3 separate regions of the Mus musculus genome follow, and regions 2 and 3 are each linked to region 1. The links are chromatin loops, found by intact Hi-C in ENCODE. Cell type or tissue: gastrocnemius. All regions are shown on one strand. Links, peaks and the distances in the headings refer to the core of each region. The heading gives the core; the rest is flanking DNA.

Region 1 (10,715 bases), core at 937-8,936:
TTGTATGCCACAGTATATATCTGGAGGTCAGAGGACAATGTCAGGTGTCACCAGCCCTTGCCTTTCACTTTCTTTGAAGCAGGTTCTCTCTGTTGCCACTGCACTGTGTCTGACAGATTTGCTGACTTGTGCGCTTCCGGGATTCTCCTACGCCTGTATCCCATCTTACTCTGAGTGTAAGGATTACAGAGACGCAGTACTGTGCCAGCTTTTATATGGTATCTTAGTTACTTTCCTGTTGCTGTGACAAAACATTGTGACCAAGGTAACTTATTAAAAAATTGTTTAATTTGGGGCTCACACTTTTAGAAAGTTAGAATTCAACACTAAGGAGCATGGGGGCAGGCAGGCATGGTGCTGGAACAGTGGCTGGGAGCTCACATCTTAAGACACAACCATGAGGCAAAGAGAACTAACTAGGAATGGCTTGGGCTTTTGAAATCCCAAAAGTTTACCCCCAGTGGCAATATGTCCCCACCTTCTAATAAGTCCAGTTCTTCAATAAAACCATACCTCCTAATCCTTCCCAAACAGTTGTATCAACTAAGGACCAAGTATTCACTACCTGAGCCTATGGGAACACTCTCATTCCCACCACCACACACGGGGCGGGGTCATAGGGAGCCAGACTTAGGTTGTTATACTTGCACAGCAAACTCTTTACCCACTCAGCCATCGCTCCAGGTGCCAAAGAATTTTTCCTAAGGCTAGTATGTTTATGGCTTTCTATTCAGGCTACATATGCTGTAGTGGACATAGGCACATTTAGGGAGGTTGTGGCAAAGGAGAAATGTTTAAGAAAAAGCAAAGCTTCACATAAACGATTTGAAACAAAGACCATCGGTTACAGGGACAGTTCAGAGGACGGTGTGGCTTGTTGGTGACATAGGTCTTGCTAGGTTAGGTCCTTGTGCCACTGGATTATTTGCACAAATAATGCAGTCTAGAAGTACTTTTTGCAATAAATCCTGTAATAGGCATACATGCAGGAAATACCCCACTGCAGACATAGGTTCATACAGACTCCTTCCTCATGACCTTCACTTTGATAGGTTTGATATAACAACTCTGTTTTGATATTTGTAACTTCCAGAATCTAAGCTCTACTACTGATAGGCTGTGGCACATTGGTAGAGTTATTTTAACCTTTCTGATTTTTAGTTTTCTCAACTATAAAATGAGATAATGACCTAAACCAGTGGTTGGTTCATGGGTCTAGTACAGTCCCTAGCCAATGGTTATTGTAAAGCACAGCAATGAATATGCCTTTTGGAGAAAAGAGATTGGAATATAGAGATGGAGATTTAGAGCTGTGCATAGCCCAGCAGATAGAAGGCTTTCCTGGCATGCACATAGCTTAGCATTTAATCTCCAGTACTGCAAGAGAAAAACCAAACCAAATCCAGTATGTGATGACATCTGATAAGTTATTACACTTTTGTGCCTCAATATATAGTCTACAAGAAAAACACAAAAAAAGGTTCGAAGTTGTGGTGGTTTGAATATGCTTGGCCCAGGGAATGGCACTATTCGGAGGTATGGCCTTGTTGGAATAAGTGTGGCCTTGTTGGAGGAAGTGTGTCACTGTAGGAGTGGGCTTTGAGACCCTCCTCCTTGCTGCCTGGAAGACAGTAGTCTTCTCCTGTTTCTTCAGAACAAGATGTAGAACTCTCAGCTCCTCCAGTGCCATGTCTGCCTGGACATTGCCATGCTTCCTGCCGTGATGATAATGAACTGAACCTCAGAACCTGTAAGCCAGCCCTTATTAAAATTTGTCCTTTATGAAAGTTGCCTTGGTCATGATGTTTCTTTACAGCAATGAAAACCCTAAGACAGAATTTTTCTTCACAAGGGGGCAAAGAGTAGTTAATGTAACTGTGTCTGCTATCAACTTGCTCTGTGGGTCCCAATCTCATTTAGAAAATAATTTCAAGACTTAAGAATGTATGAAGCCTTTACCTTACCATTATATAAATGAAAAGATGGAGAATTTAGTGATCTGTAGAAATGATCTGGGTTGGAGCTGGGCATTGTGCTGTATATTCACTGTCTCGCTACCACAAGTTAATAACTAACGTTTCATCTTCCTTTTCCCATATTCTGTCCTGGGTACTTCCCACTCTTATGCTGACTGAAACCAGTTACAGTGCCCTATGAATTTTCTGGTTTCAGACTGTAGCAAACAACATGTCCAAATGTTACAAATACTTTAGCTGAGTATGGTAGCACATACCTATAATCTCTATATTCTGGAGGTAGAGGCAGCAGGATTGAGAGTTCAAGGCCAGCCATAGCTATAAGTTTATGACTTCCTCCCCACCTCCAAAATAAAACTAAAAACAAAACAAAACCAAAAACAAAAAAACAAAAAACCAGCATCCAAAGAAAACAAAACAAAATCCACAATCTGACATTCCTAACTCCCCATTTCTCTCTTTCTTTTTTTCACTAACGAGGCAGCCAGGACTACATAGTGATCCTGCCTCAAACAAGCAAAAAAGGTGTATCAGTTTATCAGCTAGAAAACCTTGATAATATTAATAAAGCTGTCAGCCTACAGAGACAATAAATGATCTGATATGTCTAAAACATATGACTAAAAAATAGTCTTTTCAGCGGCCAGATCCCTGCTCAGTTCTCTGCCTGTCTGTCTTTCTGTGTCGGTCTGTCCCTCTTGATTTCCTGGAATTGTTTTTAAGAGTATCTGATAGCTATACTTGCTATACTTCATGTGTGTGTGTGATGAGGGTGTGCATCCATGTTGGTTGTCCTCCTTACCTGCTCACTACCTTATTTTCTGAGACAGGCTCTCTGATTTTTAGACAAACTCACTGATTTTCAGTCAGACTGGCTGGTCAGCAGATCCCAGGAGTCAGTCCTCCTGTCTCCACCGCCCCAGAGTGGGATAACAACATATAGTCATATTTGGATTTTTATGTGGGTTCCAAACTCAGGTACTTACGCTTGCAAAGAAAGCACTTTACCTTCAGCCATTTCCCCTGTCCGGTGCTCTGTTCTTTACATAGAACTTCCCCCAAGGTTTTCTCATTTAATTTGAAAACAGCTTTAGAGCGACAGCGCTTACTTTCCAAGAGAAACAACTGGGGGATCAGCTTCAAGGTCATACTATCTATATAGCAGGACCTAAACTAATCACAGATTTTTTTAAAAATTACAAAGTAAATGCTTTTACTGCTATGGAATATGTGGCTATTTTGGGTACCACAGTGATTAGCATCTCAGATGAGCCAGGAAATCAAATTCAAACCCCTGAAGTTGCTAACACTCTTTTGATGAAGCTGGTTTCCTCTGTTCAGAAAAGACCCCTCAGGTCACTTACCTTTTTCAACTTCACTGAAGAAGAAGCTGATGGAATGAACGGTTTGTACTGTAGTTATGGGTGCTTTCCTTATTGCTCAATCTAATGAACTGGTTTTAGACTTCATCTTAACTTGATGCTTCTATGCCAGTTGATACCCTTAATGCCTCCTTCCTTTTAAGTCTTTCCTCTTTTCTTTCTTTTTTTCGGGGGAAGAAGAGGTAGGATGTTTTCCTGTGTCTGAGGCTTCAAGGGATGACTTTGAATTTCATCCTGATTCTCTTGCCTCCACTTCCATGGAACTGGGATTGCAGGCATATGCTCTGACCTGTGCATTGCTGAGGTCAGACCCAGGACAAGCACTCTGCCTTGAGATATTTCCCTAACTCCTCCTCCTCCTCCCTCCCTCCCTCCCTCCCTCCCTCCCTCCCTCCCTCCCTCCCTCCCTCCCTCCCTCCCTCTTTTATTTTTTGAAAAAGCATAAAGCATCCCTTTTGAACACATTTTTTGTGGTGGGGCACACATCAGAGCATTCATGTGTGTCAGAGGACAGCTTGCAGGAACTGCCTTCCTCCTTCCCAGGATTGAACTCAGGTCTTCAGGCTTGGTGACAAGTCTTCAGGCATGGTGACAAGTGTCTTTACCCATTGAGCCATCTCACTTGCCTCTTCCTTCCTTCCTCCCTCCCTCCCTCTTTTATTTTTTGAAAAAGCATAAAGCATCCCTTTTGAACACATTTGTTGTGGTGGGGCACACATCAGAGCATTCATGTGTGTCAGAGGACAGCTTGCAGGAACTGCCTTCCTCCTTCCCAGGATTGAACTCAGGTCTTCAGGCTTGGTGACAAGTCTTCTTCAGGCATGGTGACAAGTGTCTTTACCCATTGAGCCATCTCACTTGCCTCTTCCTTCCTTCCTCCTCCTTAAAGCAAGCTTCCTTTGCTTTTCTTTAATCTGCTACGAAATTTCTGTTTACTTTTGTTTGTTTTTCTTCTACTTCTTCTGCTGTTTCTGAGTTGTAGTTTCCTTTCAGGGTTTTCTCTGTTCACCTATTGAAAGTTGGTGTTGCCTGAAGGCACAGTTGATATCTAAATACTGACCTATAGTGTGGTAGACACTTCCTTTGAGCTTCTGATTTATTTATCCTAGCTATCTTTCCAACATCTCCGTGACTGTCTCATACATTGCTCAACTTACTTTAAAATTGAGCACATTACCTTATTTTCCCTTAAAAGTTCTTTTATTCTAGCAGTCTTTGGTTTGTACCACCCTAACCTTCTCAGATCAGAAAATATTGACCTTGATAAGACGTTTCTCTCTTCTGCATGCAACCAGGAACAGGAGCAGAATTCAGGAAGAAGCAGTTAGCACCCTCTAGTGTTATAGTCTTCATGTAGACTTTAGCTCTGTAGGTGTGCCAGCGCCCATACTAGGACCTTTAGTCCTTAGCAGCTGCTAGTCTTGTATCTCTCAGCCTAGATTATGTGACCGTTGGCTCTGAGGAGTTGATAGCTCTCTGTAACTCTTCTGGTGATCAGAGTCTTCAATTTCTCTTATTATTTTATTTATTTTTTTAATTAAGACAGGGTCTCACAGTGTAGCTCTGGCTGGTATCAAACTCTGTATAGACCTAATTAGCCCATTTGTCTGGCTTTGGCTCTTGAAACCTGGGATTAATGGAATGTACCACCATGATGGCCTTTTTAGTCTTCTTTCTGCTCTCTCTTGTTTGTGTCCCCTCCCCCCATCTCTCCTTTCTTCCCCACTTCTTATGTGCGCACACTCACCACATTCTCTGTGTCACATATGAGCCAACACACACACACACACACACACACACACACACACACGCAATAAGGTTGGAGAGATGTCTCAGCAGTAAGTGCACTATCTGTGTTTACAGTGGACCTGGGTTCATACTTCAGCACCCATATGGCAACTCGTAACCACGTAGCTCTACTTCCAGGTGATCCTGCAGCTTCTTCAGGCCCCTGGGGCACCAGACTCCTAGGCAGTAAACATGCATACAGGCAGGCAAAATATTCATACACATAAATAAATAAACCTTTTTAAAATAAATAAAACAATAAAAAGCAATAACATTTGGATGTCACTATCATTAGTTTACATTAATCATTGCTGCGATTAGTTATTACAGTAATAACTACCATTAGTTATTATCATTAAGGTGACAAGGTATTTTATAAACATTGTCTTCATTTGCAATTTTTCAGGTAAGTGCTGTTATCATTTTTCATGTATTTATTTAGTTGCTTACTCATGTTTTTTAGTTTCAGCTAAGCAACATTTTCAGGTTCTTTCAGCTTATAAGAGTCACCATAAGTAAAAGGTTTAAGAAACCTGTAGAGGGTACTAGGTCCTTGTTCAAAGATAAGCAATAAAGAAACCAGGAATATTAGACACACAGGGTTGTCTCTTCAGTGGAAGAAATGGATACCTGTTTTCTGCCGAGAAAGCTGGGAGTGGATGCTGGTGCTCTGTGCTATCAGAGGAGCCCACTCCAGCCTCAATCCCCAGACTGTTAGGTTTATCCCAGACTCTTTCTCCCTAGGCCCTTATCTTGAGCATCACTTCTCAGTCAATAGAAGCCTTCCTTAGGAGAGATGTCACATCTTCTTTGTAGCTTGGTGACCTCTGTGATAACCCCAGATCCTCCCCAAGGCCCGTAAGCTACAGAGCCCATTCATAGGGAAGAGATGGAATGTACTTTACAGAATAGTTTTGAGGTAGTTATGCTTTTAGCTTTATTGTGATGATTGTTACCAGGAAACTTCTTTCCAAAACTTGCACTGTGCTTAAATATGGCTAAAATAAATTGCCGGTGTCAGACTCTAGAGCAGTGGTTCTCAGCTTTTCTAGTGCTGTGACCCTTCAATACAGTTCTTCATGTTGTGGTAAACCCCTACTATAAAATTATTTTTTGGTACTTCATAGTTGTAATTTTGCTACTGTTATGAATGGTAATATCTGATATGCAGGATGTCTGATATGTGACCCTTTTGGAGTCTCAACCATAGGATGAGAACTGCTGCTGTAGAAGTTTGATACAACACTGGCTACTGAGTTATGTTAAACCAATTGTCCTTGCCTCCTGCGGATTTTACTCTACCAATCCTGGTGTTTGCAGAGACCTCCCCCACAGAAAACTTTTTCCTTTGAGAATCAGTTTTCCTATGTAGCCTAAATCCTAAAATTATGGGCATGCGCCACCATGCCTAGCATAAGTATACTTAAAAGAAAAGTCATCATGGGAAAACATACACAGTGCAAGATTTCCCATTTTATTCATTTTGAGAGACAGTCAGTCTTCATGCTTCCATGTGTGTATATAGAGGCTAGAGGGCATCCTTAGGTTTCATATTTCAGGAGTTACAACCTTGTTTTTTTGAGGTAATCTCTCACCTACTTGGAACTTGCCAAGTAGGCCACTCTGGTTGGCCACCAACCCCCAAGAATCTGCCTGTCTAAAAATAAGTAAAAAGTAGAGGGCTTGTCTAGCCTGTACAAGGCCCTGGGTAGTCCCAGTCCCAGCACACATATCCCTGCAAGTCTAGAGGTGACATTAGTGCAGGTAGCATTGACTTATTAGATAGGCCAATGATTTCAAAATCAATACTCTCATGACTTTCAGCTTTTTCCTCTTGATCTGAGATAACTACAATAACTCTTGGCATTGTGTGTTTTGTGTAATTAAGTTTTGTGGGGTTTGTTGGTGGTGGTGGCTTGTTTGTTTGTTTGTTTGTTTGTTTGTTTTTTTAAAGAGTTGCAATTAAAGAGATGGTTCAGTGGTTAAGTGAATAGCTACTCTTCCAGAGGACCTAAGTTCAGTTCTCAGCACCCATCACCTACCTGGCAGCTCACAACTGTTTGTAGCTCCAATTCCAGGGGTTCAAATCTAGCCTTCACAGGCACCAGGCCACATGCAGCAAGCATACTTAACATACATGCAAACAAAACATCCATATACATTCAAAGAATAATAGTAAAAAAATTTTTTTTAAGGATATAGAGGGATATAAATGGCTCTCCCTGTCACTAATAAAACAAAGACTTAACAGAATTCCCCCAGGAGAATTTTTTTGTGTCATTGGTCAGAACTAAGTTACATGGCTTTCCTGGGCTTTAGAAGAGCCGAGAAAGGAGTATTTTAGCCTCAGAGCAAGGACAGACACAGCAAAATTAGTTGAGAGTGAGTGATGAATTACCCGGTCCACAGCAGCAACCACAATGCTTAGGCAGGTAAATTAGTTTCTGTCTCACTCTCTGATTTTGTCTTTAAGATGGGATCTTGTGCTATAGCTCGAGCTAGCCTTAAACTTGTGTAGCCCAAACTGTAAATTTGTTTTTCTAGCTATTTTTCTCATCTGTGCAACAAAAATAATGGTAGAACCTATCTCATGAGCATTGCAACAGGGAATTTAGGTCCTCTGCCCAGAACAGTAAGTGCTTTTAACTACTGAGCCATCTTACCAGCCCACAATTGATTTTTTCACTATAGTCTTAAATTCCATGAGCATTGCAACAGGGAATCTTTAACAAAAAGAAACAAACAAAAAAGAATCCCCAAAAGTACCTACTACACAGGCAGCAAGATCTCTGTAAATTTGAGGCCGACCTGGTCTACATAGTGAGCCCCAAGGCACCCAGGATGACAGAGAGACCCTGTCTCAAACAAACAAAAAAGTACCTACAACTTCGCAAAATATTTGCGTGTAATTTGAATACAGCCTTTAGAATTTTGAATATTCTTCCAGTTTTCTAGCCTGTCATACAGGACATGTGTTCCTGAGGTTTAAGGGAAAGGCTAGTCTGTGACCTAATGCCTGGTGAATGGTGTAGCGCCTGCTCTTCCAGTGGACTGTGATGCCTCCTTGGGGAAAGCCAGGGCTCTAAAAATCCAGTGGTTCACCTTCACTCACTAGCAAAGAGAAGAGAAGTGGAACTTAAATACGTAGAAGAGAAGATATAAAAATTGGAACTGGCATCAATGAAATAGAGCAGAAAATAGAAAATAGAATAGAGAGAAAATCTAGCAAAAAAAAAGTCTTTTAAAAAGGTTAGTAGACTTGGGGGCTGGCAAGGTGATGGCTCGTGGTTAAAAGAACTGGCTGCTCTTTCAGAGGACTGGATTCAATTCCTAGCACCCACATGGTGAATTACAACTGTCTGTAACTCCATTTCCGGGGATCTAGCACCCTCACACAGACATACATACAGACAAAACACCAGTGCACATAAAACAAAAATAAATCATTTTTTAAAAAAGATTAGGAAAATTGGTGCGGGGAGATATCTCAATGGTTAAGACTCTCCTGCAGAGGAGCTGAGGTCAGTCACCCACAACCATCTGTAACGCATTTCTAGGTAACCTGAGCTAACATCCTCGTCTGGGTTTCTCAGGCAGTGCATGCACATGGTGCAACACATACAGGCAAAATATTCATGCACATGAAATATTGTTTTAAAGAATCAGGTCATGGAGATATATACCTGTAATCCCAACGTTTGGAATCTGTGGCAGGGTGGTGGTGAGTTAAGGTTAGCTTTAGGTACATCATAAGATCCTGTCTCCAAAAAAATACAGGGGATATTACTGCCAGTCGTGTAGAAATAAAAAGACATATGAGAGTTTGCTATGAGACAATTGTATGTTGTCATCTGAGACACCTAAGTGAAATGGACAATTTCCTAGGAGAACAAACTATCAACACTGACTCATGACAAAATTAAAAACAAAATAACAAAACAGTTCCCCACACCACCCTGAAAAACTGAATAGACTTTTGACAAAGATAATTAGTTGTCAAGAAATGTCCTGGAAGGTAGTCGGGCGTGGTGGTGCACGCCTTTAATCCCAGCACTCGGGAGGCAGAGGCAGGTGGATTTCTGAGTTCGAGGTCAGCCTGGTCTACAAAGTTCCAGGACAGCCAGGCTACACAGAGAAACCCTGTCTCGAAAACCAAAAAAGAAAAAAAAAAAAAAAAAAGTAAGGAAAGAAATGTCCTGGAAGGTAAGCTGGAGACCAGATTGAGGTCTACCAAGTATTCAGACAAGAGCAAGAGTGCTCTGAGAACACAGCGAACTCTGCCAAAATGTAGGCCAGAAAAGGAACACTTGCTAATGCATTCTAAGGCCAGTATTGCCTTGATGCCCAAACCAGATAGGTATACTACAAGAGTGGGAAATAATATCCCACTGGACACATGTAAAAAAATCCCTCAACAAAACATTCTATTTGAGATGCTTAATGTGTTCCATCTGTTTGTATTCAACTAGATACTAGTGTGTCTGAATATCTTTTCCTTTTCTCCTCCCTAGTCAACTAATTTTTCTCTCTCTGGATTGCTGGACTAGATTCTATTAGATGATTTTGATTTCTTGTTGAGTGATCTGAGCTTTTATTCTGCATATCAGTCCTGTGTGATATGTATTAAAATGTCTTCTGTTTCTGTACTTATCAATTTTCTTTTGTCATACAGACTTTCAGATTTTTGATAATTTAGATATCTCACGCATTTCATAATTCTTTCTTTTTGTCTTATCTAAGAAGTACTATTTTCCTACACCTTTTGATTTATATATGATTTTTAGTTTGAGGGGTCTCGCTGTGTAGTTCAGGTTATCCTCCAGCTCACAGCTGTCCCACTCCAGCCTTTTGGGTACAGGGAGAGACATATACCACCAGGCTAAGGATTTTATTTGTTTTGTTTTGTCTTCCGAGACAGGGCTTGCTCTGTAGCTAAGGAGGATTGACTCTCGGTATGTAACCCAGGCTGGTCTTGAATGTGATCCACCTACTGCAACCTCTTGATTTGCTGAGATTATAGGTGTGCTTGTTTTATTTCTGAAATTGGAGAAGAAAGATGGGAAGGGGAGATATAACTTATTTGGGGGGGAGGAACTATGTTTTATTAAATATGAACAATAGTTTCCCTTTTGCTACATCTCTTTAAATAGAATAATGAAGTAAAATAGTCAACATGGGAGTGAAAAAGAAATTTATGGACTAATCCATCAATTTGTAAAATTGACATTGTCCTTTTATCTGTTTAGAAAATAAATGCACTGAGATCAGAGACCATTCACCAACAACCTTTCATTGTTGAGTACTTCTCAAGTACTTTAGCATATAGTGGGAAAAAGAAGGAATGAATACCCTGGTTGGAGGTAGAATAACAGGCCATCTGCTTTCTATTAAAATTTTCTTTATTCCAGTGGATAAGAACGCTAGAGCTATTTTTAGATTGTTTAAAGAATTTTCCCCCTGAGGAACAGTACACATTTGGCCTTCTATACCTATTTACCTAGAACAATTATATTTTGATTATCCAGACAGACCATTCTCCTCTGAATATTTTAATGGTAGTGATAGTATT
Region 2 (10,715 bases), core at 1,209-9,208, 110 kb before region 1:
GCAGGATAACTGAGCCAAGTCCCCGTGAGGATTCAATATTGATGGTGTCACAGAAGCCAGAGACGTCAAACCAGACCAATGACTCATTGCAATGAACATTTGCAAGTGAAGATGTGTGGACAGAGGGACATACTGTGGTACATCCTGTAACATACAGCAGCTTCCATGACGGGATGCTTTCTCTCTTTCATTTTTTTTTTTAAAGCTAAATGGTCTTTACCTCAGTTCCTGCCCTGACTTGCCTCAGTGACTGAATCATTACCTGGAAATGTAAGATGAAATAAACCCTTTTCTTTCCAAGTTGCTTTTGGTTAGTGTTTTGTCATAGCCACAGAAAGCAAACTAGAACAAAAAGATACCCAGACTGGGGGCTGGGGAAGCAGCTGTATCTTGCTCTCTGGGACCTCCTCCATGGTAAAGGGATCTTTCCTAGCCATCATGACCAGTCATGCTGCTTGCTTGAGACAGCAGACGAGATGTTTTCTATGCTTTGTTTATTTTTGTTTATGTGGGTTTTTATCTTGTGGGGGAGTTGCAGCAGGGGGGGTGGATACAGGGGATGGGAAATGAGTGGGACTGGGGTGCACTCACAAAAATCAGTAAAAAGTTTAAAAAATCATTTAGTGAATAATCTTTAAAAATATATTTAAAAGAGTCGTTTATTTGTTTAATATGTATGTGTGCCTGGTCTAGTGCAAGAGTAGCAAGTACATTCAACTACTGAGCCATCTCTTCAGTACCGCCATCTCTTCAGTACCTAAATAAATACGTCTTTAAAAATTCACTGTGTCAACTTGGCTGGCCTGGAAGTCAAAGAAATTCATCTACCTGCCTCTGTCTCCTGAGTTCTAGGATTAAAGTCCACTACACCAGGTGGGAAATTTTTAATTATATTTATTTATATATCTATCCATTTATTTATTTATTTATTTATTTATTTATTTATTTATTGTGTGTGTGTGTACATGCACACATATGTGTCATGGTAAGTTTGTGTTGATCAGAGGACAGCTATGGGAATTGGATCTTCCATTGTGTGGATCTCAGGTTTCTAGACTTGACAACAATCACCTTTATTCTCTTACGTATCTTGCTGGCCTCTTCATGTCCTACACAAGACCACCTTATTCAAGGCCCAGCTCGAACTGTCTGGGTCTACCATAGACATTTTCCAAGACACTGGCTGCAGGGCGAGGAGAGGAAGGTGTCACGGTCCCAGTGGTCTAAGAGACAATTCCAAGACAGGACTGCCCCAGGAAGTGACTTCTCAACTACCGGCCCTTCATACAGACAAAACTCCTCGCCTCCACTGAGCAACCCACCCACATTCAAGTGCTGCTCACAACACCAAGTATTTTTGAGATTTTGCTCCAGTTTTATGTGTTTGCGGTAGAACTATGAATAATTTAAAAATGAATTTGAACACATTTACCCTCTAGTCATAAAATGGCAAGAATCCCAGCTCTTTACAGGCATAAGTGTACCTAGTGCTGAGGAACTTTTAAAAACAGCCAGGATCAGGCAGGAGATCGGGTTCTGTGTAGAAAGCTAAGTCTACATTAAACGAAATGAGAACCTCCTCTTCTGCCTGAGCCTCAGTATCTGCTTCGCTCCTCCCCTGTCTGCCAGTTCTAGGAGGGAAAAGTCCCAGGGAAGGAAAGGGATTGGCCAGCTTCTGTCCTGTGTTCATCTTCTGACCAATGACTAGATTCTGTTTCCTGAGGAGGAGAGCACGTGCTGATGGCAGTATGAAACAATGCCCCATACATCCGATGAGACAGCAAGGCTCCTGGATGCAGAATATTATTCAAAAAGGAGATGTATGGGCTGTTAAGATATGGGAAGTTCTGGGTACTGACCTCAGCAAAAAAAGAAAATAGTTAATAGGTTTTTAAATTTCCTTTTTGTATTTAAAGATGTTTATTGTATGCATGAGTGTTTTGCCTGCATGCATCTCTGTACACCACCAGTGCCAGGTGATCATGGAGGCCAGAGAGGGCACTAGGTCCCCTAGAACTGGAGTTACAGTTATGAACTGCCATATGGGTGCTGGGAATCAAACTCCAATCCTGTGGGAGAGCAGCCAGTGCACCTAACCACTGGACCAACTCTCCAGCCCTAGGTTTTTTATTTTTATATGAAGTGCTCCCAACCCCCATATGCTGCTTCAATTTCTTTTTTTTTTTTTTTTTTTTTTTTTTTTTTTTTGAGATTTTACTTAAGCCAGGCATGGTGGTGCACACCTTTAATCTCAGCACTTGGGAGGCAGAGGCAGATGGATCTCTGGGAGTGCAAGGCCAGCCTGGTCTACAGAGTGAGTTTCAGAACAGCCAGGGTAACACAGAGAAGCCCTGTATTCCTAGATGCTCTCCTTCATCTATATCCATGCAGCATGTACATGTGGTACCCAAGGAGGCTAGAAGAGGGCATCAGATCCCTGGAACTGGAGTTAGAGAAGGTTGTGAGCCGTTTTGTAGATGCTAGGAACTGAACCCTGGTCCTTCGGAAGAGCAGCCAGTAAACCTAGCTCTCCTTGTGTCCCCTCATCTCATTCCTAGGGAGGAAGTAATGTGATTCCCAATTCTTTTGGTTTAAAGCTATAAATACAGCTGTTATTGTATAGAACCTTGGAGCATACTTTCAGGATTGCGTGAGGATTGGTCATGTAGCTCAGGTGGTAGAGTGCTTTCCTGGCACACATAAAATCCTGGGTTCAATCCCCAGCACTGGATAAAACTTGGAGTAGTGAGTGATATACACCTGTATGTCCAGTACTTGGGGAATGGAGGGAGATCAGGTATTCAAGGTCATCCTTTGCTACATAGTAAGTCTGGGGCCATCCTGGGCTACCTGATGCTCTGTCTCAAAATATGGAAAAAGCATTGCTTAAATTTGTACACAAAATGAGTGTCATTTTCTTTGTTCTTAACTAGGTTGATTTTATTTTTTGTCAATAGTGGTTTGAAAATACCTGTGATTGCTACTAGTAACAGAGCCACAGTCACTGCTATTACTGCTTACAATCATAATAGAAGGAAATTAAGGTTCATTCATTAAGGGCATTTTAAAATATTTATTTTTATTATTCTCACTTATGTGTAAGTATGTATTTGCATGTGGGTAAGTGCACATGAGTACAGGTGCCCACAGAGGCCACAGGTGTTAGATCCCCCAGGAACTGGAGTTACAGACAGTTGTGGGTCACCTGATGTGGGTGCTGGGAACTGAACTCAGGTCCTCTGGAAGAACAGCAAACACTCTTAACTGCTCAGCGATCTGTATGGCCTTCTTTTATTTTAGAGAGGATTTTATTGTGTTTCCCAGAGTGGCTTCAAACTAGAGCCTTCTTTCTTAGCCTCTCAAGTGTTGGGATTACAGGTGTTCACTACCACGTCCTCACAGACCTCATAAATGGCAGGGGTTTGTGGAGCCCAGATCAAAAGTGCATTTTCTAGAGCTGGTGTTCCTAAGAACCATGGTGTCTGTCCCACATGTTAAAATGACCCTGGGCTGGTTTCTGAGTGACCTGGCATTCTAACTGACCACAGACCCATATGTTCAGCTCTATCTTTCTGAACACAGCTGAAGAGCTACCACCCCCACAGAGTCCCCCTGAAAGGTCTGGACTGAGCTCTGAGCTCCTCTGAGTGTCCTAATGTTAAGGGCCTTCCTGTACCAGTCACAGAATCATGGCACTGTCTGTGCTCTTTAATCTTCTCAATTGGGGTCATGAATATTCATTAGCTCCTATTAGAGATTCCCAGGCTTTGGCTTGATGTAAAGCCAGGGGTGTGTGTGTGTGTGTGTGTGTGTGTGTAGTATATTTCTGGAAAAGTATATAGGAAGCGTCATAAGAGACATGGTAGGTTACAAAAAGTAGCCCTGTCCCTCTGTGCATGACTTTTTTTTTTTTTTAATCTTTTTACTGGGCATGGTGGTGTACATCTTTAGTTCCAGTATTTGGGAGGTAGAGGGAAGCAGATTCCTATGTGTTTGAGGGCAGCCTGGCTTAAAGGGTGAGACCCTGATTCAAAAAGTAATTTTTATTTTTTTTAAAAGATTTATTTATTTATTATATGTAATATACACTGTAGCTGTCTTGAGACACACCAGAAGAGGGAGTCAGATCTTGTTACGGATGGTTGTGAGCTACCGTGTGGTTGCTGGGATTTGAACTCTGGACCTTCGGAAGAACAGTCGGGTGCTCTTACCCACTGAGCCATCTCACCAGCCCCCAAAAAGTAATTTTTAAAAAGTGTATGTGTGTAAGGAAGCCTTGAAACAGCCAGGTGTGGTGGCGCATGCCTTTAATCTCAGCACTTGGGAGGTAGAGGCAGGCGGATTTCTGAGTTCAAGGCCAGCCTGGTCTACAAAGTGAGTTCCAGGACAGCCAGGGCTACAGAGAAACCCTGTCTCAAAAAACAAACAAACAAAAAAAGGAAGCCTTGACGCATACAGCTTTCTCCTCTTGTCTTACCATTTTTTCCCTCTCTTCTTGTTTTCCCTTTCCCTGTTCTCTCTCTCTTCCCTGTTATCTCTCTCTCCCTTCTTTCTCTCTCCTTCCCTTGCCCGCCCTCTCGCACTCCCAGACAACACACACACACACCACACCTCGAATTTTACTTAGTCCAAGACGACTTTAAACTTCTAATCCTCCTGCCTCCACCTCATTATGCCCTGAGATTGTAGGTATATACCCTCACACCTGATTTCACCAAGGATGGTTTTTTTTTTTTTTTTTTTTTTTTTTGAGACAGGGTTTCTCTGTTTAGCCCTGGCTGTCCTGGAACTCACTTTGTAGACCAGGCTGGCCTCAAACTCAGAAATCCACCTGCCTCTGCCTCCCGAGTGCTGGGATTAAAGGCGTGTGCCACCATGCCCGGCCCAAGGATGGGTAGCAAACTCAGTGCTTTGTGCTTGTTTGACAAACACTCCGCCAACTGAGCTACATGTCCAGCCCAAGAAAGTAACTTAAAAGCACATCAAATTATCTGCCTTCACTCACAGACCTTCTGCTCTAACAAGATAAAGTACCTTGAATTGTTTGTTGGTTGAAGACGAACTCCAGCTGCTAGCGAGAGGCATTACTGCACCCTTGTGGACATATTTGGTTACTGCATCCAGCTCTGTGCATCTTTATCAGAACAGCACTTTTCAATGCTTTGGCCATGTTGATAACAAGATAACAAAACGTCATTCTGTAACATCTTCTTACTGTTCTTCCACAGGAGATTATTATCAGAGTCAAGCCTGGATGTCAACTACCAACCACCTTTGTGGCCCGAAGGTGGTTCTGACCAACAGCCTGTTGCTCATAAAGAGGAGATGAGTTAAGAGGTGGAGGGGAAGGGGACTGAAGGGTCTTCTGAAGTTCCCAGATCTGGCTTTGGCATTCTCAGAGCACAGTAGGAGGACCTTGGTCATTCTCACACGGTTGATGCCCTCGAGTCTGGCACTTTTCTCTACTCCAGTAATGGCGATAGAGAGTTAGTGTGAAAGCCAGGAGAATGGCCCCTGGCATCCTGGATAGCACAGAGGAGACCCATCCTTGTGGACAGTCACAGGATGGCAGAAAAAAGATATATTGTGTGGAGTGGAAAACCTTGGAGATGTTTTGTTGTTGTTTGCTTGTGGGGTTTTGTTTTGCTTTTGTTGTGTGATAGGAGCTCACTTAAGTTGCCTAGGCTGGCCTTGAACTCGCTATGTAACCTAGGCAAGCAACACTTCCTGAGCAGGGGTTGATGACAAGTGTGGCCCTACCCTACTCCCTACAATCCGGAAGTTTCATGTCTGTGGCTATTTATTTATTTATTTATTTATTTATTTATTTTGGTTTTTCGAGACAGGGTTTCTCTGTGTAGCCCTGGCTGTCCTGGAACTCACTCTGTAGACCAGGCTGGCCTCGAACTCAGAAATCCGCCTGCTTCTGTCTCCCAAGTGCTGGGATTAAAAGCGTGTGCCACCACACACGGCAGAACAATTTCTTAGCACTTGTAAAGCCCTGCCTTTGATTCCCAGATTACAAAATAAAGGAACAATCTAAGGGCTACTTGCTGTCCCAGGTGGTGGTGGAGATCTAGCTTGAGACAGAAGATGTAGGACCTAGCCGGCAGATGGCGCTGGTAGGCCTGCAGACCTGGCCCAGCCCAGCTTTCTCTTGGAGGCCTGCTTCAGAGTCCAGTGACATGGTGAAGGCTGGTTTGTGTTCCTTCTAGTATCTCTGTCTCAAGGTCTTATAAACCAGCAGTCCTGGCACAGAGGTGCAAATATAAAATAACTGTAATAGGGAGAAACGTTCAAGATGAGAAGTAGGGCAGGAGCAATTCCAAAAACTGCTACCCAGCTGCACTGTGACCAGGGTCCCAGGAAAAATAATGGCAAAATGGAAAAAGAATGTATTTTGCTGACATAAATGCTAGGGACAGGCACTTTTAGTAGGGTGGGCAGGGGGAAGGAAGAATTCCGTGGCAGTCACCTTGGATCTTCTGTAGAGGACGCATCCTTGTGATAAAGGAAGAGCCCTTGGTTTTTAGTACTGCACTGTCAGGCGGTTTCTCCTCTGGTTAATTCAAAGATGCCAAGCTGTCAGTCTGGGGACATGAAACAAACCTTCCAGGCCTTACAAGTGGGTCAGTCCTTTTAATACTGTGAAGTGAAGAAAAAAAAAATCCTGTGCTAGTTAGGACAGTCTGAGACAAAAACTGAATCTTCCCAATGAAAAGTCACCTAACCAACAGCTTGTTGTTGTTTCTTCAGGACATGGTTTCTCTGTGTAGCCCTGGCTGTCCTTGAACTTACTCTGTAGACCAGGCTGGCCTGGAACTCAAAGATCTGCCTGCCTCTGCCTCCCTGGAGTGTCTGTATTAAAGGTGTGTGCCACTGCCGCCGCCACCACCACCACCACCACCAGGCTGAGCCACAGAAGTTTTAGACTCCACCTATCAGAACAGTGCATGAGGGGCTCAGCTTGTCACTTGGGGCCTTCCTAGCTCTCCCTTGAGCCACATTCATCCTGAGGTTGCCTGAGGCTGTCATAGATTCCATCATCGCCAGACATTGTGATGTTATGAAACCTAGAGGTAAATATCTAGGAAATTTCCTTTCTTGTCTCTTTTGTCCCATTTTTCTTTGGTTAGGATGTGTCTCTTAAAACTCTGCCTCTTCCCTAGCCCCTCCCCCAGCACACTTGATCTTTATCTTTATGGCCAGGGGGTGTCTTAGTTACTTTTCTATCACTGTGATAAAACACCATGACCAAGGCACCTTATAAAAGAAAGCAATTAATTTGGTGCTCACAGTTCCAGAGGGTTAGAGTCCATCATGGTGGGAGCATGGCAGCAGGCAGACATAGCCGAGAGCTCACATCTAAGTCCACAAGCACAAGGCAGAGAAAGCTAACTGGGGATTGCTTGCAGTTTTGAAATCTCAAAGTCTGCCCCCTGACACACCTCTTCCAACAAGGTTATACCTCCTAATTCTTTCCAAACAGTTGCACCAACCGGAGACCAAGCTTTTAAACATATGAGCCTAAGAGGGCCACTCTCATTCAAACCACCGTGTGTGTGAGTGTGTGTGTGTGAAGCCTGACAATCTGATCTGAGTTCAATCAATGTGTGTGTGTGTGTGTGTGTGTGAAATCCAGGGGAAGACCTATACCAGGTCAGACTTCGACCAATGGTGATTCATTGCTGTCAACAGAGAAGAGAGTGCCCACTGAAAAGTAACAGACTGCCTGACATAATATTCTTTCATATGGTCTCTGATTAAAAAACTCATACATGTTTATTATGGAGTATTTGGGAAATCCAGAAAGGGGTGAAGAGGGAAATAAAGAGACGGGGAGGAAGCTTGGTAGATTGCTTGCCTAGCATCCCGCCTTACCAAGCCCTGGGTACACACTTGGGATTCTAGCACTCAGAGGTGGCTGCCAGATGATCTGGAGTTACAGCTACATAGTAAGTTCAAGGTCAGCCTAGGCTACACACAACCATATCTCCAAAAAGGGAAGAAAGTGTAACCTCATATATCATATTCTACTGAGACCCAACCATTTGCATCAGCTGCACCAGTTTTCTCCGTCTTTGCATTCCATGGACCCCAACCTTCTCTGGGTTGCTCCAGGCCTTGAGGTCGGCCCCTAGCTTTTGAAAACCACCTTCTATTTAGCACACAAATGGTGGTTGCAGGCTATGGCCTCAAACTCTTACCTCCATCACTTCTTTCTTTTTGTCTGTCTATCTGTCTTCCTTCCTTCCTTCCTTCCTTCCTTCCTTCCTTCCTTCCTTCCTTCCTTCCTTCCTTCTTGTATGTGTGCACCTGTGTGCATGCATGTGTGTGTGTGTGTGTGTGTGTGCGCGCGCTCTCGCACACATGTATGTTTGTGTGTGCATGTGTGTGTGTTTGCATGCACACATACACACGTCACAGCACGGGTGTGGAGAACAGGCGATGACTTGTGGGAGTTGGTTTCTCCTTCTACCATGCTGGTCCTGGAGGATGAACTCAGGTCATGAGGTGACTTGATGGCAGGTGTCTCTACCTGCTGAGCCATCTTGCAGGTGGGCCCCCTTACATATCCTCTTTTTATTGGATTGTCTTTATGTTGTGATAAAGTTAATAGATGATAGCACAGACAGCAGGTGTACGTAAAGAATATGATGAACACGTGTGAGCTCAATGCCTCATCTGGAACACAGAGCCTCATCAATGGTTCGAGGCCTGTGTGCTTATTGATTATACCCATCCTTCATCCGAGTGCTGCCGCTTCCTGTTTTAGTTGGTGTTCTGCATTGCCTGCAGACTCAGTCTTTCGCTCACTCTCCTGGTGTACAGGTTGCTTGCTGGGCAGCAGCTCCAGGCTGCGCTTGGCGTGAGGCTCGGCCTCCTGTGTGGGCTGGCTGAGTTAACTTCAGGCTGGGTCTAGATGTGGATCTGCTCTACGTGTACTCATTCAACTTGGATCGGAGTCCCCCTAGGGCATATTCTTTCCATGGCAGCTCCCTGAGGTGGGAGAGCCAAGTCAAACAGCACAAGCCCATTTAAGGCCACTGCTCTCGTAAAGTCTAGGAACATTCCACAGGCCAAAATAAGCCATATAGCCCAGCCCAACTTTAATGGGCTCCACTCCCTTCTTAGTGGAGGGAGGTGCAGTGACTATTTGCTAAGCCATAATCAAGATGAGCACAAATAGGCACAAAGTGAAATTATGTACTGATGAAAGATAATAATAATGATGGTGGTTTGATGATAATAATTCCCTCCCCCCCCTCCCTCCTTTCCTCCTTCCCTCTCTCCAGGGACTCATGTAGCTCAGGCTAGTCTCAAATGACTATATAGCTGAGGATGGCTTAATTCCTCCTGTTGTCACCTCAGGAATGCTGGGATTACAGGTTTGTCAAACTCGATCTCATATTGGAGATCGACCCCAGGACAGTGCATGCTACTCAGTCATTCTGCCCACTGAGGTACATCCCTGACCCTTTCTTCTTTTTGACATAAGGGTGTGTAGCCCAGGCTGCCCTCAGACCCATGATCCTCCTGACTCAGCCTCTCTAGTGCTGGGTTGTCCGCCATTGTGTGCCTTCACTCCCAGCTTAACAACTGTCCCCTAATGTCACCCCCAGCTTAACAACTGTCCCCTAATGTCACCCCCAGCTTAACAACTGTCCCCTAATGTCACCCCCAGCTTAACAACTGTCCCCTAATGTCACCCCCAGCTTAACAACTGTCCCCTAATGTCACCCCCAGCTTAACAACTGTCCCCTAATGTCACCCCCAGCTTAACAACTGTCCCCTAATGTCACCCCCAGCTTAACAACTGTCCCCTAATGTCACCCCCAGCTTAACAGCTGTCCCCTAATGTCACCCCCAGCTTAACAACTGTCCCCTAATGTCACCCCCAGCTTAACAACTGTCCCCTAATGTCACCCCCAGCTTAACAACTGTCCCCTAATGTCACCCCCAGCTTAACAACTGTTCCCTAATGTCACTCCCAGCTTAACTGTTCCCTAATGTCACTCCCAGCTTACCAACTGTCCCCTAATGTCTTATGCTTCCTGGAGCATTAACAACTTCATTTATCCTTTGTTGCAATTTTCTTTTCTTAGAAGTCACTTTCTTGGGACAATCTACATTTTACAGATCTACATTTTTAAAAAAAAAAAGATTTATTTATTATGTATACAGAGTTCTGCCTGTGTGTATGCCTGCAGGCCAGAAGGGGGCAGACGATCTCATCATAGATGGTTATGAGCCACCATGTGGCTGCTGGGAATTGAACTCAAGACCTCTGGAAATATCCAAGATACAAATTACAAAACACATGAAATTCAAGAAGAAGGAAGAGGCCAAAGTGTGGATACTTCAATCCTTCTTAGAAGGGGGAACAAAATACCCATGGAAAGAGTTACAGAGACAAAGTTCAGAGCAGAGGCTGAAGGAACGACCATCCAGAGACTGCCCCACCTGAGGATCCATCCCATAAACAGCCATCAAACCCAGACACAATTGTGGATGCCAACAAGAGCTTTGCTGACAGGAGCCTGATAAAGCTGTCTCCTGAGAGACTCTGCCAGTGCCTGACAAATACAGAAGTGGATGCTCACATCCATCCATTGGACGGAGCACAGGGTCCCCAATGAAGGAGGCTAGAGAAAGTACCCAAGAAGCTGAAGGGGTTTGCAGCCCCCTAGGAGGAACAACAATATGAACTAACC
Region 3 (10,715 bases), core at 1,734-9,733, 280 kb before region 1:
CACAAAGCCAGATAGGGCATACAAGAGGAGAGAGGTGCCCCTTTCCTACTCTAAACTATGCAGGGAAACTGTTTGACTGGCATCAGGGTGGGGTTGCCTCTGCGCATGCCAGGCTAGGATCCCGCCCACTTACGCCTTCTTGATCTGGGCATCTTCTGAGTTGCGGGTGACCTGAAGCACAGCATAGTAATCCAGCCCCATGGCTGGTACCAATGGGTCTGTTTTTCCTCAGACTCCAGCCTCTGTTAGTTTGCGTTCTGTGGTTGCTCCTGACAACCACGAGTGGCACCCTGGGAATTGTAGTCTTTCCATCTTGAACAAATGGTCCTGGGGCGCTCATAACTGGTTCCGTGATCCCGAAAAAGGTCACACAGCTCAGAAACTGGAGTTCCCGAGCGCCTTTTTGCTTATTTTTTAGTACAGAAATCACCTTTAATTTAAAATATTCAGAACAAAGCCGGTTGTAGTGGTGCAACATCTTTAATCCCAGCACTCAGCAGAGGTAGTTGTGGGCTGGAGGCTAGCCTAATGTACATAATGAGTTTGTTGTGAGTCTGGGGTCGCCCAGAGATACGCCGACTCGGTTTTGGTTTTAATAAATTAGAGGCTTTTTATAATAAAGAAAAGAAAAGAGGAAAGGAAAGGAAAGGAAAAAAGGAAAAGAAAAGAGAAAAGGAAAGGAAAGGGAAAAGGAAAAGGAAAAGGAAAAAGAAGGAAAGGAAAGGAAAGGAAAGGAAAGGAAAGGAAAGGAAAGGAAAGGAAAGGAAAAAGGAAAGGAAAGGAAAGGAAAGGAAAAAGGAAAGGAAAAGAAAGAAAAAGAAAAAAACCACAAAACAAAAACAAAACTTCAGGACCAAACTAGAGAGAGTTCTCTAGGTAAGACTCTGGCTATTTTTAGACAAAGTATTATAAAGAAAAGGTTCACAAAGTTATAATTTTGGGAGCCAAATGAACTCATATCGTGTCTGTGTGTGGTCAAGGTTTGGTTTTGTAGCAGCCATGCAACAGGTGCCTCAGCCATCCAAGCAAGCTGGCGTTTCACATAACAGCAGTTAGCCTGTTTAATCTTGTGACCCAAACCTTGTATGAGTAGCAGAGCCAGTGAAATGTTTCGTAACAATCAGCAATTTTTAAACAATAGTCCACCTGTACCAGGAAGTGGTCCATCTCAGGCCTGCTCACCTGGCACATCAGGTAGGGGCAACTTCCTTATGGCTTATACAAGTTAAAAACAATTTTGTTTCTACAAGCCTAGCACAGTAAATTTATCCTCTAAACATACTGTTCACTATCACAGGTTTCAGGACAGCTAAAGCTACATAGTGAGAACTTGTCTCTCTTAAAAGTGTTTGTTGTTTTGTTTTGTTTTTTGAGAACGAGTTGAGTATGGTGTAAGACCAGCCTTGGCTATGTACTTTATAAATACTTGAATAAGTACTTTTTTTTCTAAAAAACAAATGTATTTGGCTGATTATTTATTTAGGTTTTTGGTTTTTCAAGACAGGATTTCTCTGGGTGTCCCAGAACTCACTCTGTAGACCAGGCTGGCCTCAAATTCAGAGATCTGCCTGCCTTTGCCTCCCAAGTGCTGGGAATAAAGGTGTGCGCCACCACTGTCCAGCTCTGGTTTTTTTTAATTGAAGGATAGTTTTATATTTTTAGAAAAACGAAATTAAAATGTTCTCATCTTCCCTCCACCCAATTTCCCTGTTAGTGTGTGCCATTAGTGTGCTACATTAACTGCTAGACAGCAGTTAAGAGCAGATGCTTACACAGGACAGAGGCAGCCCTGAGCTCTGTCCCAGCACCCACACTGGGCAGCTCACACCAGCCAGGAACTCCAGCCCCAGTGGATCAGACACCCTCTTCGGCCTTCTGTGCTCACCTGTCCTCACCAGCACATAGCCACCCAGAGACATCCACACATACGCATACCGAAAATAAAATCTTAATTAAAAAAAAACTAAAAAAAGTGATACAATTGTCATAAATATGAATAATATCAATGTCCTCCCTCTCCCTCCCTCCCTCTTCCTCTTCCTCTCTCTCTCTCTCCCTCTCTCTTCCTTTCCATGTGTGTGCAGATGTGAGTGCATGTGTGTGCATACTAGAGGGCAGAGATTGACATTGGATGCCTTCCTCAGTTGCCCACTTTGTTTTTTAATTAATTTTTCAAGACAGGGTTTCTCTGTGTAGTCCTGGCTGTCTTGGAACTTGCTCTGTAGACCAGGCTGGCCTCAAACTTATAGAGATTCATGGGCCTCTGCCTTCCAAGTGCTAGGACTAAAGGTGTGTGTGGTCACCACCTGGTCCTATTTGTTTTATTTTGCATGTATAATGAATGTTTCGCTTGCATGTGTGTATGTGCATCATGTGCATGCCTGGTGCTTTTGGAGGCCAGAAGAGAGTGTTGAACCCTCCGGAACTGGAGTTTCAGATGGTTGCAAGCTGCCATATGGGTGCTGGGAATTGAACCTAGGTCCTCTGGAATTAACGAGTGCAACTAACCACTAAAACATCTTTCACATGCACACTTTATTTTTGAAACAAGGTTCTCAATGAATCTGAAGCTCACCAATTTGGCAAGTCTGGCTGGCCATGCAGTTCCACAGAACCATCTGTCTACACGTCTCCATTACCTCAGCTCTGAGGTTACAAATACATGTCACCATGCCCAGCTTTTCAGAGTCTAGTCTGAGAACCTAGACTCAGGTTGTCAGGTTTGCACAGCAGGCACTTTATCCAGGGAGCCGTATCCCCAGTCAGTCAGTCATCTATCTATCTATCTATCTATCTATCTATCTATCTATCTATCTATCTATCATCTATCTATTTATCTATCTATCTATCTATCTATCTATCACCTATCTATCTATCTATCTATCTATCTATCTATCTATCTATCTATCTATCTTATCTATACCTATTTGTCATATGATCATGTTACTAGGTGCATGTCTGTGCACCCCACACTTTAGCAGGAGCTCACAAAAATCAGGAGGAGGCATCGGATTCCCTGGAACTGGAGTCACAGGCAGTTGTGAGCTGCCATGTAGGTGCTGGGAACCAAAGCAGGGTTTTCTGTAAGAGCAGTAAGTGATCTTAACTGCTAAGCCATCTCTCCGGCTCCTATTTTTCCTCCTTATAAAACTGCTTATTGGGCCAGAGAGAGCAGGACCAGAAAAAAAAACCCTGCTTATTTGCTCAAAGATCAATCCTGGAACATCTCTGGCTGGAGGAGCATCATGTAGTGTCCCCTTCCTGTCCCCTCCCTGTCTGCTTGTCCCTCTCTGCTTCTCTTTGTGGCTTTACTGTACATGAACATGTCTGATGATGTTTGACAGACAACTACAACTGGCTCGTTCTGATCACTTCTAACACACCTGCCCTTTCATACTTTAAATTTTATATAAATGATATCCTGTACAGACAAGTCTCTTGAGCAGTGACGTTCACAGAGGGCCTATCACTCAGCTGTGAGGTAGCCTGATGCAGTTGTTCTCATTTTCATCGGCAATGTCAGCATGTGAGCTTGACCTTCCCACCCATTCCTGATGTCAACACAGTGAGTTTGAGACCACCCTGTGCTACACAAGAGTCTGGCTCAAACAGGCAAGATGGGGGCTTGAGCTTGGATTCCCAGCACCATGTAAAAGTGAGGTGGAAGTGTAACCTCAGTGCTGGCAGGCAGAGGCAGGTGTGTCCTGGGGTTCACTGGCCATATGGGAAACCTGCACTTCCTGGTTTCCACCTGAGCACACATGGGAAAGCACACCCTTATACACGCATGCAACAGACATGCAAAAATTCCCAGCCACGAGGACAGAGATGAGTCTCCTAAGAGAACAGATAGCAATCTCCTAAGGAACATACATTTTGCCAAGAATCACAGGACCTAAAGAAGTCACAGAAACCATGACCAAGGTCACGAGTGCACTCTTGAGGATATAGCAAGGCCTTAGTAAAGCCTACTGAGTTTAAGCACAAGGCTCCAAAGGAGACCAACTGTAAGCTCAACTGATTTGTTTACAGTGTTCACCCCAAGCTTGGGATAATAGGATCTTTCAGCCCAAGGACAATACAAAGACTCAAACCAAGGTTCAGGCTCCTGCCATACTTGCAACTCCAGCTTTGGCTCCCAGAAGTGCCCAGACTCCCCATGACGCCTCCATAGTAAAGGTCTCTGCCAACACAGACACAGGGGCATGGTCGGGAACTCTGGACTGCTTTTTCCCTTGGGTTAGTCTCTTCCTGTGTTGTTAGCGTAGTATGTAGTTGTAGATGGATATCATCAGTTATCGGATAATCTGAGTCCTGTGGCTCCCAGTATGAGGTTCTAAGGACAAAAATAGCTTCTGTGTTATTCTTGTCCAATGTGAAACCTAAATCGAATGAGGAAATAACAGATAAACCCAACCCAAGAGCATAACTCCAATTGGATTCTGTTCCGAACTCATCAGGCTCATGAAAGACAAGGAAAAGCTGGGAAACTCCGTCCGAGAAAAAGCACTGTAATGTGCTCCATGCTCCTGGATCAGATCCTGGGCCACCGAGGACAGGGTGGCTAGGAAAGGCGTTGCTAGGATAACAGAATGCAGCCTGCAGACTGGGTAACAGGACAGAAACAATGGTGATTGCCTTGTTCTCATAGCTGCATAGTGATGAGGCAGGAGAATGACTTTCACTTTAGCAAAAGCATCCTGGAGTATTTTAGAATGACAGGGTGGAGTGTTTATGCATTACACTAAAATGGGCCAGGAAAAACATACAGCATATACAAACTGTGTGTACAGAATTATAACAACTGAACAGGAACATACAGGACTCTTTTGTACTGGTGTGTGTGTGTGTGTGTGTGTGTATTAGTCAGGGTTCTCTAGAGTCACAGAACTTATGGATAGTCTCTAAATAGTAAAGGAATTTATTGATGACTTACAGTCGGCAGCCCAATTCCCAACAATTGTTCAGTCGCAGCTGTGAATGGAAGTCCAAGGATCTAGCAGTTACTCAGTCTCACGCAGCAAGCAGGCGAAGGAGCAATAGCAAGAGCTAGACTCCCTTCTTCCAATGTCCTTATATTGTCTCCAGCAGAAGGTGTAGCCCAGATTAAAGGTGTGTTCCTTAAACTCGGAGATTCAATCTTCTGGAATCCATAGCCACTATGGCTCAAGATCTTCAAACCAAGATCCAGATAAGGATCTCCAAGCCTCCAGATAAGGGTCACTGGTGAGCCTTCCAATTCCGGATTGTAGTTCATTCCAAATATTGTCAAGTTGACAACCAGGAATAGCCACTACAGTGTGTGTGTGTGTGTGTGTGTGTGTGTGTGTGTGTGTGCGCGCGCGTGTGCCTGTGTGCAACATGGGTCCCTGCACAGTTGTACGTGCATATGAAGGCCAGAAGTCAATATTGAAGTCAATGTTGGGTATCTTTCTCCTTTGCTCTTCATCTTATTTTTTGAGGCAGTGTCTCTCACTGAACCTGGATCATGGATTGGCTAGACTGGTTGACCAGCAAGCCCCAAAGATTCTCCTGTTTCTACCTTCTAGCAACAAGCTTTCAGGCACACCTCACTGTCATTCATGCTCAGCTTTTTACATGATTCCCGGGATCATGATTCCCAGGATCTAAACTCTGTACCTCATGTTTGTGGAGCAAGCACTTTACCCACTGAACCACCTCTCCCCACCCCCCACCCTTTCTCTGTGTGTGCATGCGTGTGTAAACACGCAGAGACTGGTTCTCTTGAATGTCACCTGAGCTCTAAGGACCAACCCTTATCATCAAGCTTGGCAGCAAGTTCCCTTGCTCACTGAGACGTCTTGATGAAACGACTCCCCACCTTTTTATGGATTCACTGGAACTTGCTATGAGATAAGACCAGGTTGTTTACCCCCTGCCTCTGTGCTCCAACAGCTGCGATAAGAGGTGCACACCAGGGCTGGAGAGATGGCTCAGTGGTTAAGAGCACCGACTGCTCTTCTGAAGGCCCTGAGTTCAAATCCCAGCAACCACGTGGTGGCTCACAACCATCTGTAATGATAACTGAATCTGTTCTGGGGTGTCTGAAGACAGCTACAGTGTACTTACATATAATAAATAAATAAACCTTAAAAAAGGAGGTTCACACCACATTTTGTATGATTCTTGTAAATTTTACACATGATTGAAATAATTTAAAATAGAATACAAAATGTATATACACAAAGAAGCCTTTATCCATGGTGAGGACTTTGGCGGGCAGTGAGAGATCCAGGCACTTCTCACTGGACGTCACAAGGGGGCGCTGGAGAACCGGGGAAGGCGTCTTTGCCGAAAACTGAGCTGCTTTGCTTTACAGCAGACAAGATGGACAACAGAGAATCAGAGCGGTCACAACCAGGACATCAGCTCTAGAAAACTCTAGAAAACATAGTGGTGTGGGTACGGAGAGCAGACCCAGTGATGAAGAGCATTTGCTGTTCTTGCAGAGGACCTGAGTTTGATTCCCATCACCCACAATTAGCCAGCTCACTCTTGCCTGTAACATAGCTCCAGGGGAATCTATGCCACACACATATCACGTGACACACACATATTTTAAAGATACATAATTTTAAAATTTTTATTAGATATTTTCTTTATTTACATTTCAAATACTATCCCGAAAGCTCCCTATACCCTCCCCCCCACCCTGCCCCACAACCCACCCACTCCCACTTCTTGGCCCTGGTGTTCCCCTGTACTGGGGCATATAAAGTTTGCAAGACTTAGGGGCCTCTCTTCCCAGCTACATATGCAGCTGGAGACACGAGCTCTGGGAGTACTGGTTAGTTTATATTGTTGTTCCACCTATAGGGTTGCAGACCCCTTCAGCTCCTTGGGTACTTTCTCTAGCTCCTCCATTGGGGGCCCTGTGTTCCATCCAATAGATGACTGTGAGCATCCACTTCTGTATTTGCCAGGCACTGGCATAGCCTCACTAAAGATACATAATTTTTAAAGGGGTGTGTGTGTGTGTGTGTGTGTGTGTGTGTATGTGTGCGCACATTGATCAGGCCAATGTCACCTTCATCTTGTTTCCTGTTTTGTTTTTAATTTGATAACATCTTTAAGTTGATACCTTAAAGTTGGCAGTGAGATCTCAGATTTACATAGCGCTTTGCACCTAGTAGTTTTTGCTTGTTTGTTTGTATGTTTGTTAAAACAAACCCAGTTTGGTCAAATGTGAATTCATTTTGCTTTTGTACTGATAAGTTAATATTTATACAGTTTAAAAGGCATAAAAATTGCTTGGCATTATTTTGTTTGAGAGCATGGAGCCAGGCGATGGTGATAGCGGTGCACACTTTTAATCCTAGCATGGATTCCAGTACTTGGGAGGCAGAGGCAAGTGGTTCTCTGTGAGTTCGAAGGTTAGCCTGGGCTACAAAGGAAGATCCAGGGCAGCCAGGGCTGTGCAGATAGAGCCTGTATCAAAAACAAAATAAGTAAATAAAACACAAGTGCTGGAGAGCTAGAGATGGCTCAGGGATTAAGTGCTGGCTCTGTGAGGACCTGCCGGATGACTACGGTAGAAGGACGGCTGACTGGAGTGTCACCTCACCACGAGTCAGGGTCCATCCTCTTTACTATCACTTCTTTCTAAGGGATCAGGGGTTTGAAAGTGATAACATCACACCAGATTGTCTCAACAGCGTGTGCAAATCTGATTCTCCCATAGGGCAACCTGGACCAAGAATTCACAGCTCAAAGGAAGTCTAGTATTCTTTAATTTCAAAAAGTGTTACTCTGGGGACTGCAGAGATGTCTCATTGGTTAAGAACACTTGGTATTTTACCAAAGGCCATGTTGAGCAACTCACAGATGCCTGTAATTTCAGCTCCAGGGAATCCAGCGCCCTCTCCTGGCCTCTACAGGCACCCACAACAATGGCATACATGTACGTACACACACACACACACACACACACACACACACACACACAGAGAGAGAGAGAGAGAGAGAGAGAGAGAGAGAGATAAAAATAAACCTTCAGGGTCTGGAGAGATGATTAAGAGCACTGAATGCTCTTCCAGAGGTCCGGAGTTCAATTCCCAACAACCGCACCACATGGTGGCTCACAACCATCTGTAATGGAATCCAATGCCCTCTTCTGGTGTGCTGAAGACAGAGACAGTGTGCTCACATTGTACATAAAATAAATATATCTAATATAAATAAATAAATCCTCAAAAAGAAAATTTGAAAACAAAACCCTACTGTTAACCTTCATTAATCTAGGGAGTTGTGGGGGGATGGGTTTTCAGATGGGCTCTTACATTCAAGCTGGTTGCAGACTCACCCTGTTGCTGAAGAGGTCTTGAACTTCTGACCTTCTCGCTTCAGCTTCCAGAGTACTGGGAACACAGCTGTACACCACCATGCCGAGCTTGAGTCAGAGAGATTTATTGACCACAAGAGTAAGAGAGGGGCCATCACAGGGTGTGCTTCCAGCACCTCTGACTGGTCAGCGCTGCTCTATAGGACACAGGTAGTCTGAAACCCCATTGGTGTTGTGCATGGCTCAGCACAGGGTCAGCTCCTGAGGTGGGGGTGGGGGGCACCAATAGACTGGGTCTCTCTGCATCTCTAAGTTGTATGCATACGGTTCTGAATATATAACTTTTCCTCTGAGGAACATTTTATTAATTTTTCAATGAAAGGTAAGACCCTAGAACCATGGATGCAGCATGCATTTTGGCAGTTGATGGCTGCTGGGGCTGGAGTTGGTGGTGGAAGAGTCCTTATTTGAGGGGGACAACTGTAGGATACCAATGTGCCAGTAGGTGGTCTCACTCTTGTATACATGTGAGCAGCACTAACTGCACTCAGTGGGGAAAAGAAGGCCTGAGGGGACTGGAGACCCGGCTCAGCAGTTAAGAGCAATTGATGCTCTTGCTGAAGACCCAGGTTCGGTTCCCAGGACCCACATGACAATTCACAGCTGCCTATAAGTCTAGTTCGAAGGAATGTAATGCTCTCTTCTGGTACCCATCTGCAACTCCAGCTCTAGGAATTCCACTCCTCTGGGCTACGTAGGTATCTGTATTTATATGCACATACCTATACATAAGTGCACACATACATACAATTAAAAATGAAAAAAAACCATTGTCCAATTATATCTGATAATAAATGCATATATTCCAAACAAAACTATGCTGGAGACCTTAGCTTTTCCTGCCCTTGGAAACATTATCTTTTGTAAGCAGAAAAAGAAAGAAAAAAAGTCCTCATCTTTTAGATGTTGTCGTTTGGATGAGGACAGTCCTCACAGGCTCATACATTCGAATGTTTGAAGATTTGGTCCCCAGTTGGTAGAACTGCTTGGGAAGGATTAGGAGGTGTGGCCTTGTTGAAGGAGTTGTGTCACCGAGGGTGGGCTTTTAGGTTTCAAAAGAATTGTTCTGCTCTTTCCAGCCAGCACCAAGCAATGGGCATCTCTCAGGACAACTGGCACAAGCACTGGAAGACCAGGGTTACGAGAAAACCCTATCACAAGAAGCGGAAGTATGAGCTGGGACGGCTTGCTGCCAACACTAAGATTGGCCCTCGCCATATACACAGAGTCCGAGTTCGAGGAGGCAGTAAGAAGTACTGTGCCCTGAGATGGGATGTGGGGAATTTTTCCTGGGGCTCTGAGTGTTGTATTCGCAAAACAAGGATCACTGATGTTGTCCACAATGAGCTTGTCTGCACCAAGACCCTGGTGAAGAACAGCTTTGTGCTTATTGACAGCACACCATACCGACAGTGGTCCGAGTCTCACTATGCACTGCCCCTGGGCCGCAAGAAGGAGGCCAAGCTGACTCCTGAGGAGGAAGAGATTTTAAACAAAAAATGATCAAAGAAAATTCAAAAGAAAATACGACAAAAGGAAAAAGAATGCCCAAATCAGCAGGCTCCTGGAGGAGCAGTTCCAGCAGGGCGAGCTTCTCGCCTGCGTTGCCTCAGGACCAGGCCAGCGTGGCCGAGCAGAGGGCTGTGTGCTCGAAGGCAAGGGGCTGGAGTTCTACCTGCGGAAGATCAAAGCCCAGAAAGGCAAATGAGCCTCATTCATAGTGTAATAAAGGTGTTTGCTGTTCTTAAAAAAAAAAAAAAAAAGACTTGTCCTGTCCCCCGTGTGCAGTGTTGAGGGCTGGGAAAGGTGAGGCAAGGAATTACAGACTCTGAAGGGAAGATTGACAGACTCTGCTGACCGGGAACGGGAGTGAACCTAAGGCTTTGAGCCTTTTCTGACGTGAGGAAAATAAGATTGTGGGGAGGGAGGAAATACTTGTTAGACAAGATATGGGCAAGCTACTCAACATCTCAACGGACTGTGCTGTAGACACACGGTTGCTGGAATTTCCAACCCCAATAAGCCCGCATAAAAAGCATGCAATCCAATTGTTATAATTGTAAGCTATAAGCCTATATCTACATTAACTTACTCCCCAGCTATAAGTCCCTCGCTACTTGTGGTTTCTCCTGGCCACAAGGTTCTGCTCCATCGTGGCTTTTCTTCTTCTTTTCTTCTTTCTTCTTTCTTCTTTCTTCTTTCTTCTTTCTTCTTTCTTCTTCTTCTTCTTCTTCTTCTTCTTCTTCTTCTTCCTTCTCCTTCTCCTTCTCCTTCTCCTTCTCCTTCTTCTTCCTCTTTTTCCCTTCTCTCTTCTCTACTTGCCCCCACTCTCAAAGACCTCCCGTCCCACCTT

The links. Peaks named below come from ENCODE experiments on the same cell type or tissue, not always from the same donor. Only the 100,000 strongest peaks of a DNase experiment are listed, where the experiment ranks them.
Region 2: a loop joins it to region 1, with 8 times the contacts of the local background. A loop is called at or near these places in 17 of 42 quality-filtered maps.
Region 3: it touches region 1 in a loop (2.3-fold over the local background); 6 of 42 quality-filtered maps call a loop at or near these places.

Annotation. Positions count from the first base shown.
Region 1 is chr7:100,794,316-100,805,030 of GRCm38, forward strand. The region is part of intron 2 of Fam168a (family with sequence similarity 168, member A); the gene reads left to right. Among named protein-coding and RNA genes, the nearest start is that of Relt, 64 kb to the right of the region's middle. In gastrocnemius, for the core only: a CTCF peak has its summit at 4,704 (motif pointing left); no DNase peak of the experiment used is centred there; H3K27ac peaks cover 1,439 bases.
Region 2 is chr7:100,679,707-100,690,421 of GRCm38, forward strand. No RefSeq gene overlaps it. Among named protein-coding and RNA genes, the nearest start is that of Gm35082, 10 kb to the left of the region's middle. In gastrocnemius, for the core only: CTCF peaks have their summits at 5,107 (motif pointing left) and 6,111 (motif pointing right); DNase peaks (open chromatin) are centred at 5,099 and 6,127.
Region 3 is chr7:100,514,560-100,525,274 of GRCm38, forward strand. Dnajb13 (DnaJ heat shock protein family (Hsp40) member B13) reads right to left here and starts at 256. Exons shown (of 8, transcript NM_153527.2): 1 at 134-256. The coding sequence starts at 201. It also overlaps the pseudogene Gm8463. In gastrocnemius, for the core only: a CTCF peak has its summit at 6,279 (motif pointing right); a DNase peak (open chromatin) is centred at 6,288; H3K4me3 peaks cover 199 bases; H3K27ac peaks cover 447 bases.